Linked DNA regions of Homo sapiens: region 2 is linked to region 1. Evidence: chromatin contacts called from ENCODE Hi-C or POLR2A ChIA-PET data. All regions are on one chromosome and are shown on one strand. Each heading gives the region's core, a stretch centred on a gene start or an enhancer-like site at or near the end of the contact. The rest is flanking DNA. Distances are from core to core; before and after follow the strand shown.

Region 1 (5,597 bases), core at 1,640-4,139:
AGATCGAGGCCATCCTGGCTAACATGGTGAAACCCCGTCTCTACTAAAAATACAAAAAATTAGCCAGGCATGGTGGCGGGCGCCAGTAGTCTCAGGTACTTGGGAGGCTGAGGCAGGAGAATGGCGTGAACCCAGGAGGCAGAGCTTGCAGTGAGCCAAGATGGTGCCGCTGCACTCCAGCCTGGGTGACAGAGTGAGACTCCGTCTCAAAACAAAAAAAAAGAAAAAAAGAAATATAAATTTACTCCTTGCCCCTTCTGTGTTTCAAAGGAGGGTGGCTTTTCAAAGTCCCCACAATGGGGACAGCATTCGAGGCTGCCTCAATGGCTGGTTCCACTTCGCAGCCCCATCTATCCATCAGGACGCCCTCTGCACCCATACTGACTTGTTCCTTTCCAACCCACCCTGACCCTCCACCCATCTGAGCCTTGTCTGGCTTCTCTCAGCCCAACAGGTCTGGCAAAGCTCAGGCAGATGATCACCTCTTTTGGGAGGACTCCATGATACATCAGGCCAAATGAATCCAACCCACCAGCCTCTGGAACTGCTTTCGTCCATGTACTTATGTGTTCTGCCTTCCATGATGGATATTCATGGTCTGTCTGCCCCACTAGGCAGCAGCTCCTGAGGACAGGAACTAAACCTCTTTAAAATGCCTTCAAAAACCCTGCCATGCACCCTGATACAGCCCTAGTTAGTGTACATATTATTATCAGGTTTCTGAAGATAATCCAGGAACACCTATTGTATCAGTCAGCTACTGCTGCATAACAAATTATACCAAACTCAGTGGCCTAAAACAACACATGTCTTTGTGATATGACTGGTGAAATAAATTAAGCAAAAACAAATTATTATTTTTTTTAATAAAAAAGAAGAGGCTGGGAGCCATGGCTCATGCCTGTAATCCCAGCACTTTGGGAGGCTGAGGCAGGCAGATCACCTGAGGTCAGGGGTTTGAGACCAGCTTGGCCAATATGGTGAAACCCAATCTCTACTAAAAATACACAAAAATTAGCTGGGTGTGGTGGCGGGCGCCTGTAGTCCTGGCTACTTGGGCGGCTGAGGCAGGGAAATCTCTTGAACCTGGGAAGCAGAGGTTGCAGTGAACCGAGATCGCACCACTACACTCCAGCCTGGGCAAAGAGCAAGACTCCATCTCAAATAAATAAATAAATAAATAAATAAATAAAACAAAAATAAAATTAATAAATAAAACAACAGACATCTTATCAAGTTTCTGGGGCTCAGAAGACTGGAAATGACTCAACTGGGGGGCCAGGCATGGTGGCTCATGCCTGTAATCCCAGCACTTTGGGAGGCTGAGGCGGGTGAATCACCTGAGGTTGGGAGTTTGAGACCAGCCTGACCAGCAAGGAGAAACAGAAACCCTGTCTCTGCTAAAAATACAAAAGTTAGCTGGGCATGGTGGCACATGCCTGTAGTCCCAGCTACTCTGGAGGCTGAGGCAGGAGAATTGCTTGAACCCAGGAGGTGGTGGTTGTAGTGAGCCGAGATCACGCCACTGCACTCCAGCCTGGGCAACAAGAACAAAACTCCGTCTCAAAAAAAAAAAAAGAAAAGAAAAAAATGACTCAACTGGGTGGCTCACGCCTGTAGTCCCAGCACTTTGGGAGGCTGAGGCGGGTGGATCACTTGAAGCCAGGAGTTCGATACCAACCTGGCCAACATGGCAAAAACTAGTTTCTACTAAAAATATAAAAATTAGCTGGGTGTGGTTGGTGGCGTGCACCTGTAATCCCAGCTACTTGGGAGGCTGAGGCAAGAGGATCGCTTGAACCTGGGAGGTGGAGGTTGCAGTGAGCCGAGATTGTGCCACTGCACTCCAGTGTGGGCGACAGAGTGAGTCTCTCTGTCTGTCTCTCTCTCTCTCTCTCTCACACACACACACACACACACACACACACACACAGCTTGAGATTGTGCGTTCATGCTGGGAAATCGTGAGACATCCCAAACATCACATTCACCCTCCTAAATTGCTGTTGGAAGGCGATGGCTCCCTCATGTGGAAGAAGGATTTAGCAGTGGGGTTTGTGGAGGCGTAGGCAGGGTGAGGGGCAGCAACGCGGAATGACACAGCCCCTGGGGTTGGCAACAGTGGGCGCCTTACAGGTGGGGGATGGGCTGCAGAGAGGGACCCCCATGGACAGGCTGTCCTCTAGAGGGAGGAGGCCAGGGACCGACAATCGGCCTCACTTCCCCTCCCTCACTCTTCCTCCCTCACTCTCCCAGCCCCCTGCCCCCTGGTGCAAGTCCCCAGCTGGACCCCGCTGGGATGGAAGCTGAAGCCAGAGGGTTGAGGATCCGTCCCTGCAGTGCCCCCAGGCCTGGGTCCGGGCGTGGAGCTCAGTGGCAGGGGTGGAGGGGGAGCCTGGAGGGCCCAGCCCAATGAAGCCATCACAGTCACTCTTTTAGTGATGCCCACCCCGGGGACTCACCACCAGGGGCAGTAGCCATGGGGGGGGGCACACGATGCCCCCAGCTGCCCGCCAGGTCCCCCGCCATGCCTGCAGTTCCGTCTTCCTTTCCTCATTCCCTGGATCGCCCCTGTGACCCTGAAGGGGACGTGGCCACTCAGGAGCCACATCATGCCGGCTGCACCTTGTCCAGAGGCGGACACTCCCCATTTTTTTTCTTTTCTTTTCTTTTTTTTTTTTTTTTTTTGAGAAGGAGTTTCACTCTTGTCGCCCAGGCTGGAGTGCAATGGTGCGCTCTCAGCTCACTGCAACCTCTGCCTCCCGGCAGATTCTCCTGCCTCAGCCTCCCAAAGGGCTGAGATTACAGGCGTGACCCACCCCTGCGAGAGTTTCTATTAGAACCTGAAGCCCGGGAGCCAGGGCAGAGCCCGTCCGACTGGAGTCCGAGGTCGCCCTCTGGCGGCCGAGCGGAGGGCGGCGGGGTCGACCTCCGAAGGGAAGACGGGGCAGTGACTGGGGCGACAGTTTGCAGAAAGAGGGGCGTGATATTTAGGACGCACAGCAGAGGCTGCGGTCCCCGTCAGTACCCTGCAGCACCTGTCACTCCTGAACATGTAAACGCACACACGCATTCACACATGCAAACACGCATCGGTTTGCTAGGGCTGCCTTGACAGGTACCGCAGACCCGGCGGCGCAAACACCTGTTTATTCTCTCTCGGTTCTGGGGCTGCGAGTCCCAGACGAAGGTGTGAGCGACGCTGGATCCTTCTGAGCCCGAGTGGACTCTGTCCCAGGCCTCTCTTGGCGGTGACCGGCGTTCTTGGCTTGCGAAAGCTTCACCATGGTGTTCGTCCTGTGTGTGTCTGTGTCCCAAATTTCCCTTTTTTTTTTGTCTTGCTCTGTCACCCAGGCTGAAGTGCAGTGGTGTGATCTTGGCTCACTGCAACCTACACCTCCCGGTTCAAGCGATTCTCCCACCTCAGCCTCCCAAGTAGCTGGGATTACAGGTGTGCATCACCACGCCTGGCTAATTTTTTGTATTTTTAGTAGAGACGGAGTTTCACCATGTTGGCCAGGCTGGTCTTGAACTCCTGACCTCAGATAATCCACCCGCCTCGGTGTGCCAAAGTGCCGGGATTACAGACGTGAGCCACTGCACCTGGCTTTTTTTTTTTTTTTTTTTTTTTGAGATAGGGTCTCTCTCTGGCACCCAGGCTGGAGTGCAGTGGCGCCGTTAACAGCTCACTGCAGCCTCAATCTCCTGGACTCAAGCAATCCTCCCACCTCAGCCTCCTGAGTAGCTGGGAATGCACGCATGTGCCACCATGCCCTGACACTTTTTGTATTTTTTGTGGAAATGAGATCTTGCTATGTTGCCCAGACTGGTTTCAAACTCTTGGTCTCAAGCAATCCTCCCACCTCGGCCTCCTGAGTAGCTGGGACTACAGGCGCATGCCACCATACCTGGCTAATTTTAATTTTTTTTGTAGATATAGGGTCTCACTATGTTGCCAAGGCTGGTCTTGAACTCCTGGGCTCAAGCAATCCTCCTGCCTCTGCCTCCCAAATTGCTGGGATTACAGGTGAGAGCCACTGGGCCCAGCTCAAATTTCCTGTTTTATGTAAAGGACACCAGTCACACTGGATCAGTGCCCACCCTACTCCAGAATGAAGTCATCTTAACTATATAATTTCATCCTCAATGACCTTATTTCCAAGCAAAGTCACATTCTGAGGTCCTGGGGCTTAGGGTGTGAACATATGGGTATTGGGGAGGACCTAATTCAATCTGTAATAAAGCACAGACACTCATAGACACACAGATGCACATACACACACACACATACGATACACACGCAACACAAGCACAACACACACAGACCAGCATCTATGACTCTCTACCTGAGGGCGGAGCTAAGCCTCCCCAGCCCCCATACCATTTGCAGGGGAGTTGGAGGATAAATACCCCAGCTCCCTCACCTCCGGACGACAACCTGAGCCAGATCCTCAGAGGGACTGAGCTCCAGCAGCCTGGAGCTGTAACCTCCCTGTTCATGCCTCCCTATGGGCCACTCCCCATCCCCACACCCCTTCGGTACTTCCTGGGCTCACATCCTAGATAGACCATTTGCCCTCAATCTTTGTTGTGGTAAAACACCCTTTTGCGACAGAGCTGCTGAGCCATCCCTCTTGTCCTCTATGAAGCCAGATGTTCAAGAGTTTTGCACACATTTAAAAAAGTATGCCACCCATCCTCCTGTTTAAAAAATGTATTTGAGGCCGGGCACCGTGGCTCACACCTGTAATCCCAGCACTTTGGGAGGCCGAGGCGGGTGGGTCACGAGGTCAGGAGATCGAGACCATCCTGGCTAACACAGTGAAACCCCGTCTCTATTAAAAATACAAAAAATTAGCCGGGCGTGGTGGCGGGCGCCTGTAGTCCCAGCTACTCGGGAGGCTGAGGCAGGGGAATGGCGTGAACCCGGGAGGCGGAGCTTGCAGTGAGCGGAGATCGCGCCATTGCACTCCAGTGTGGGCGACGGAGTGAGACTCGGTCTCAAAAAACAAAGTATTTGAAAAAAAATATTAACATGTAGTAAGTTTATTCTTTTGTTGTTTTTTGGTTTTTTTTTTTTTTTTTGAGACAGAGTCTCGCTCTGTCGCCCACACTGGAGTGCAATGGAGCGATCTCCGCTCACTGCAAGCTCCCCGCCCAGGTTGATGCCATTCTCCTGCCTCAGCCTCCCGAGTAGCTGGGAATACAGGCGCCCGCCAGCATGCCCGGAGAATTTTTTGTATTTTTAGTGGAGATGGGGTTTCACCGTGTTAGCCAGCATGGTCTCGATCTCCTGACCTCGTGATCCGCCCGCCTCGGCCTCCCAAAGTGCTGGGATTACAGGCGTGAGCCACCGCGCCCGGCTGGGTTTGTTTTTTGAGACAGAATCTTGCTCTGTCACCCAGGTGGCAGTGCAGTGGCGTTATCTTGGCTCACAGCAACCTCTGCCTCCCAGGTTCAACTGATTCTTCTGCCTCAGCCTCCCAAGTAGCTGGGATTACAGGCACCTGCCACCACACCTGGCTAATTTTTGTATTTCTAGTAGAGACAGGGTTTCACCATGTGGGCCAGGCTGGTTTTGAACTCCTGACCTTGGG
Region 2 (5,597 bases), core at 827-3,326, 750 kb before region 1:
TCAGGCTTTCACCATCTCCGCCTGCTCCAGCTCCCCTGTTTCTTCTCCCTGTCTGATGTCACCTTGTGCTTCAGTGACACCTTGAAGTTTCCGGGCTCCCACCCGCCTCCCCACTGCCAGTCTTTATCAGAGCCTGCATCTTCTTCTTTGGCCTGAGCATCGTTTTTGTTTGTTGGCTTTATCTGTAGAAGAGGCTCCTACCTCAAGAGCAGGTAAGAAGACCACACAGAAGGCGTGGAGAGTATCTAGCAGGTATTCCGGGGAAAATAGTCTTTTTAAAAAAATTAGAGATGCGGGTCTTGGCCGGGAGTGGTGGCTCACACCTGTAATCCCAGCATTTTGGGAGCCGAGGCAGGCACATCACCTGAGGTCAGGAGTTCGAGACCAGCCTGGCCTCCCACCCAGGCTGGCCTAGGGCAACATAGTGAGAACCCATCTCTATTTTTTTTTTTTGAGACGGAGTCTTTCTCTGTCGCCCAGGCTGGAGTGCAGTGGCACAATCTCGGCTCACTGCAACCTCTGCCTCCCGGGTTCAAGCGATTCTCGTGCCTCAGCGTCCCGAGTAGCTGGGATTACAGGCATGCGCCAGCACGCCCAGCTAATTTTTGTATTTTTACAAAATTTAAAGAGATGGGGTTTCACCACGTTGGCCAGGCTGGTCTCGATCTCCTGACCTCGTGATCTGCCCGCCTCGGACTCCCAAAGTGCTGGGATTACAGGCGTGAGCCACCGTGTCCTGCCGGGAGTCCTTATTCAGTGAGCCCAGGATGGAATCTTCTAGAATGCAGTAGACTGTTATTTGAATGCCTCCCTCACTCCTACAGTTGCAGCTGCAGGTTTCCGATTGCCCCTCACCCCAGCATTGCAGTTACCCCCAGAGCAACCCCTGGCAGCTCTTCTGAGGCTCTGTCTTCAGATGAGGAAACCAAGGCTCATGGCGTGGAGTGGGAGACTTCACCGGATGGGGTGGGAGCAGGGGCAGGGATGACCCCTGCCTCCCTGTAGCTCTTCTTTTTTTTTTTTTTTTTTTTTTTTTGAGATGGAGTCTCGCCCTGTTGCCCAGGCTGGAGTGCAGTGGTGTGATCTCTGCAACCTCCGTCTCCCGGGTTCAAGTGATTCTCCTGCCTCAGCCTCCTGAGTAGCTGGGACTACAGGTGCGTGCCACCACGCCTGGCCAATTTTTGTATTTCTAGTAGAGACGGGGTTTCGCTATGTTGGCCAGGCTGGTCTCGAACTCCTGACCTCGTGATCCGCCCGCCTTGGCCTCCCGAAATGCTGGGATGACAGGTGTGAGCCTCCGTGCCCAGCTCGCCCTGTAGCTCTTTTATGAGATGGCTCTGTCTGCATTTTGCACAAACTCTTTCATCTCCGTGATGGAACCAGCCACGTTTCCTTGCACATTTTTCCAGGTAAAACTCCGGCTTCCTTCTAGCTGTGGAGTTGATTATACCAGGACCCCTCATGTTAAAAACTATCAGCTTCAGGCCGGGCGCGGTGGCTCACGCCTGTAATCACAGCACTTTGGGAGGCCAAGGTGGGTGGATCACCTGAGGTGAGGAGTTCAAGACCAGCCTGGCCAACATAGTGAAACCCAGTCTCTGCTAAAAATACAAAATTAGCCGGGCGTGGTGGCGCGCGCCTGTAATCCCAGCTACTTGGGAGGCTGAGGCAGGAGAATCCCTTGAACCTGGGAGGCGGAGGTTGCAGTGAGCTGAGATTGCGCCACTGCACTCCAGCCTGGGCAACAGAGCAAGACTCCATCTCAAACAAAAACAAAGAAACAGAAACTATCAGTTTCACTTGAAAACATGCTCCGCATCAGTCCTCAGGGAAATGCAAATCAAAGCCATGGTGAGATACCACTTCACACCCAGTAGGATGGCTAGAATTAAAAAAACCAAAACAACAAACAATCACAAGGGCTCACGGGGAGGTAGAGACACGGGGATCCTCATGCGTCGCTGCTGGGAACATCATGTGGTACAGCTGCTCTGGAAACAGCCTGGCAGTTCCTGAAGTGGTTACATACAGTGTTTCCATATGACCCTGTGAGTTGACTCCTAGACGTACACCTAAGGGAAGTGAAAGCGTATGTCCACACAAACACTGCGCAAGAAGGATCTGGCCCGGTGATGTGGCTAATGCTAGTGATCCCAGCGCTTTGGGAGGCCGAGGTGGGAGGATCACTTGAGTCCAAGAGTTGGAGACCGGCTGGGTGAGGTTGCTCACGCCTGCAATCCCAGCACTTTGGGAGGCCGAGGCGGGCGGATCATGAGGTCAGGAGATCGAAGCCATCCTGACTAATATGGTGAAACCCCATCTCTACTAAAAGGACAAAAAATTAGCCGGGCGTGGTGGCGGGCGCCTGTAGTCCCAGCTACTCGGGAGGCTGAGGCAGGAGAATCGCTTGAACCTGGGAGGTGGAGGTTGCAGTGAGCCGAGATCGTGCCACTGCATTCCAGCCTGGGCAACAGAGCAAGACTCCGTCTCAAAAACAATAAAATAAAAAAAGTTGGTTGCTACAAAAAAAATAAAAATAAAAATTAGCCAGGCCTGCTGGGGCACACCTGTAGTCCCAGCTACTTGGGAGGGTTACACAGGAGGATCAAAGAAACAAAAACTGTCGGTTTCACTTCAAAACATGCTCCGCGTCAGTCCTCAGGGAAATGCAAATCAGAGCCATGGTGAGATACCACTTCACGCCCAGTAAGATGGCTAGAATTAAAAAACCAGAACAACAAACAATCACAAGGGCTCACGGGGAGGTAGGACATGGGGACCCTCATGCGAGCTCGGGAGACGAAGGTTGCAGTGAGCTGTGATCACACCACCGCACTCCAGCCTGAGCAACAGAGCAAGACCCTGTCTCAAAAAAGAAACGAATGAAGTCGGGAGTTCAAGACCAGCCTGACCAACATGGAGAAACCCCGCCTCTACTAAAATACAAAATTAGCCAGGCGTGGTGATGCATGCCTGTAATCCTAGCTACTTAGGAGGCTGAGGCAGGAGAATCTCTTGAACCCAGGAGGCGGAGGTTGCAGTGGGCTGAGATCTCACCATTGCATTCCAGCCTGGGCAACAAGAGGGAAACTCCATCTCAAAAAAAAAAAAAAAAAAAAATTGTAAATTTTGTGTTAAGTGTATTTTACTAAAAAACCCACTGTTAGTCTATGTGGTCACTTTTCAGAGCTTTTAATTTTTAATTTTAAAATGTTTTAATTTTTTAAAAAATAGAGACAGGTGGCTGGGCAAGGTGGCTCATGCCTGTAATCCCAGCACTTTGGGAGACCGAGGCGGGTGGATCACCTGAGGTCAGGAGTTTGAGACCAGCCTGGCCAAGATGGTGAAACCACATCTCTACTAAAAATACTAAAATTGGCCAGGCATGGTGGCGGGTGCCTGTTATCCCAGTTACTCGGGGAGGCTAAGGCAGAGAGAATCACTTGAACCTGGGAGGTGGAGGTTGTGGTGAGCCGAGATCGCACAACTGCACTCCAGCCTGGGCAACAGAGCGAGACTCTGTCTCAAAAAAAAAAAAAAAAAAAAAGAGACAAGGTCTTACTATGATGCCCAGGCTGCTCGAACTCCTGGGCTTAAGCGATCCTCCCTCCTCGGTCTCCCAAGATGCTGGGGTTACAGGCGTGAGCTGCCGTGCCTGGCTGACAGTCTTAGACTGTAAGAAGACGGTCCTGTTTTTCTCCCTGTGGGTTTCTCATCTTTCTCCACTGTGGGTCAAGCCTAATAGAGCTGTGGACACTGACTGGTTCTGTTTTAAGGGATTCTGGCATTGGATTTTGAGTTTCTTCACATCTGGGACTACTGAGCAGGTCATGTCTTTGATTTAGGTCTTGCCAAGCCCAGGTAATTTAGGAAGGTGCTACCTGGTGCCTGGAGTTAATACAATGAGTAAGGTGAAGATGCAGATGGGAATGCAAGGGGTTGAAAATTCTGTCCTGCTTTGAGGAAGTGGGACCTGGGGGAATAGGATATGTAAAAAGTGAAAGGTGGCGAATCATGGAGGGTTCTGGAATCTTCTGGAACCTTCTAGAAACTCCCAGAGCCTTCTAGAGTTTTCTGGAATGTAGGCATGGTGAGGCATTGGATTTAGAATGCCTACTTAGCCACCATGTGACTTTCTTTCTGTGTGAATTTTGAAGAAAACATGGAACCTTTCTGTTTCCTTGTGTGTCAGACAGGATAGGAATCACTCCCTAGGGTCATTGAAAAGATTGGGATGGACTACGAGGCTGTGACCTGGATGGGTGGTGGTCCTGGTTATCACTGTTATTGCTGGAATCACTGCTAATATTATTCAATATATTATGTATAAATATTAGTATTGGCTGGGTGTGGTGGCTCACACCTGTAATTCCAGCACTTTGGGAGGCTTAGGTGGGAGGATTGCTTGAGCCCTGGAGTTCGAGACCAGCCTGAGCAACATAGTGAGACTCTATCTCTACAAAATTTATTAAAAATTAGCCAGATATGGTGGTGCACACCTGTGGTCCCAGCTGCTTGGGAGGCTGAGGCAGGAGGATTGCTTGGAAGCCTAGGAAGTTGAGGCTGCAGTGAGCTATGATTGCACCACTGCATTCCAGCCTGGGCAACAGCAAGATCCCGTCTCAAAAAATTAGCATTGTACTATATGTTACTTATGTTGTTATTTTTCCTCACGGACACCATGGGCGTGGACCAAATTCAGAAAACGATGAAGTCTGTTCTTGGGGAGATGGGATAGGAGCTGTAGCTTGGCTGGGCTGGCTTAAGAATCAGGCTTGTCTGGAAATCGGAGGGACCGTCATGAGAAGCTGTTGGTTTCCGATCGTCGAAGGCTGCATGACGGAGGATGGGTTGGCTGGTGCAAAGGTCAGGGAAGGGATTCTGTTGGCATGGGGTGTAGACCTGGCGTTGAAGGCCACTCCTAGCTCTGAGAGCTGGGACCCCTTGAGAGAAGTAGTTACCAGGCTGGGGCTTGGCAGAATCAGGGTTGGAGGTGATGATCTTGGAGGCGCTGCCTGCTGCCCAGGACCCTCCGAGACTGGACACCTTATCTGATTCTTCTCCCTGTGTTGTGGATGGGGAAACTGAAACCGTATGCATTTATTACCCCATCCCAGGATTTGGTTCCTCCACCCATAATAGGTGACTGAGTTCAAAGAGCCAAGTGTGACCTGTGTACAGTGGGTGTGACCCACCTGCCCACTGTGTGGCAACCATGTCATCCCTGGAAGTTTGCATTCCGTGGCTTTTCCTCTGTTACTTTTTTGACTCCGTGCCCAAGCCCAGCAGCTTCTGAATCCAAAGCCTTGCTATGCCACAATACCTACTATATTTCAGAAAATTCTGGAAGTTTCCAGAAGCTTCTGGAAGATTCCAGAACATTCTACAAGTCACCTTTCACTTCTTGTATATCTCGCTCCCCCCAGGTTTTACTTCCTCAATGTAGCATGTGCCCTGAGATGGAAGTGACCACAGTCACACCCACTCTCTTGTTTCTTGCTGTGACAGTGTTGGCGTCGGCCACCGCCACCTCCTCTTCCACTCAGGGCCACAGTGGAAGGTCTGGATGCCTGGTGTTCTGTTTTCCTAAGGCTGCT

What was found. Hi-C counts contacts between places; a loop is a spot of excess contacts on that map. ChIA-PET counts read pairs that join two places held with the same protein, here RNA polymerase II (POLR2A). Pooled maps may share reads with other maps.
Region 2: a pooled map shows a loop between it and region 1 (4-fold over the local background). The contact joins two enhancer-like sites. A Hi-C loop is called at or near these places in 1 of 50 pooled maps. POLR2A ChIA-PET finds 5 or more read pairs at or near these places in 2 of 52 experiments (activated T-cell and naive thymus-derived CD8-positive, alpha-beta T cell).

Annotation. Positions count from the first base shown.
Region 1 is chr19:1,926,788-1,932,384 of GRCh38, reverse strand. No RefSeq gene overlaps it. Among named protein-coding and RNA genes, the nearest start is that of CSNK1G2, 12 kb to the left of the region's middle. RefSeq lists enhancers at 2,554-2,643, 2,742-3,624 and a silencer at 2,741-3,035. Within about 2 kb of position 2,889, at least 2 of the 41 ENCODE cell types and tissues checked have a DNase peak (open chromatin) inside an H3K27ac peak, as active enhancers do.
Region 2 is chr19:2,678,095-2,683,691 of GRCh38, reverse strand. The region is part of intron 1 of GNG7 (G protein subunit gamma 7); the gene reads left to right. Among named protein-coding and RNA genes, the nearest start is that of GNG7, 22 kb to the left of the region's middle. RefSeq lists a silencer at 5,462-5,597. Within about 2 kb of position 2,076, at least 5 of the 41 ENCODE cell types and tissues checked have a DNase peak (open chromatin) inside an H3K27ac peak, as active enhancers do.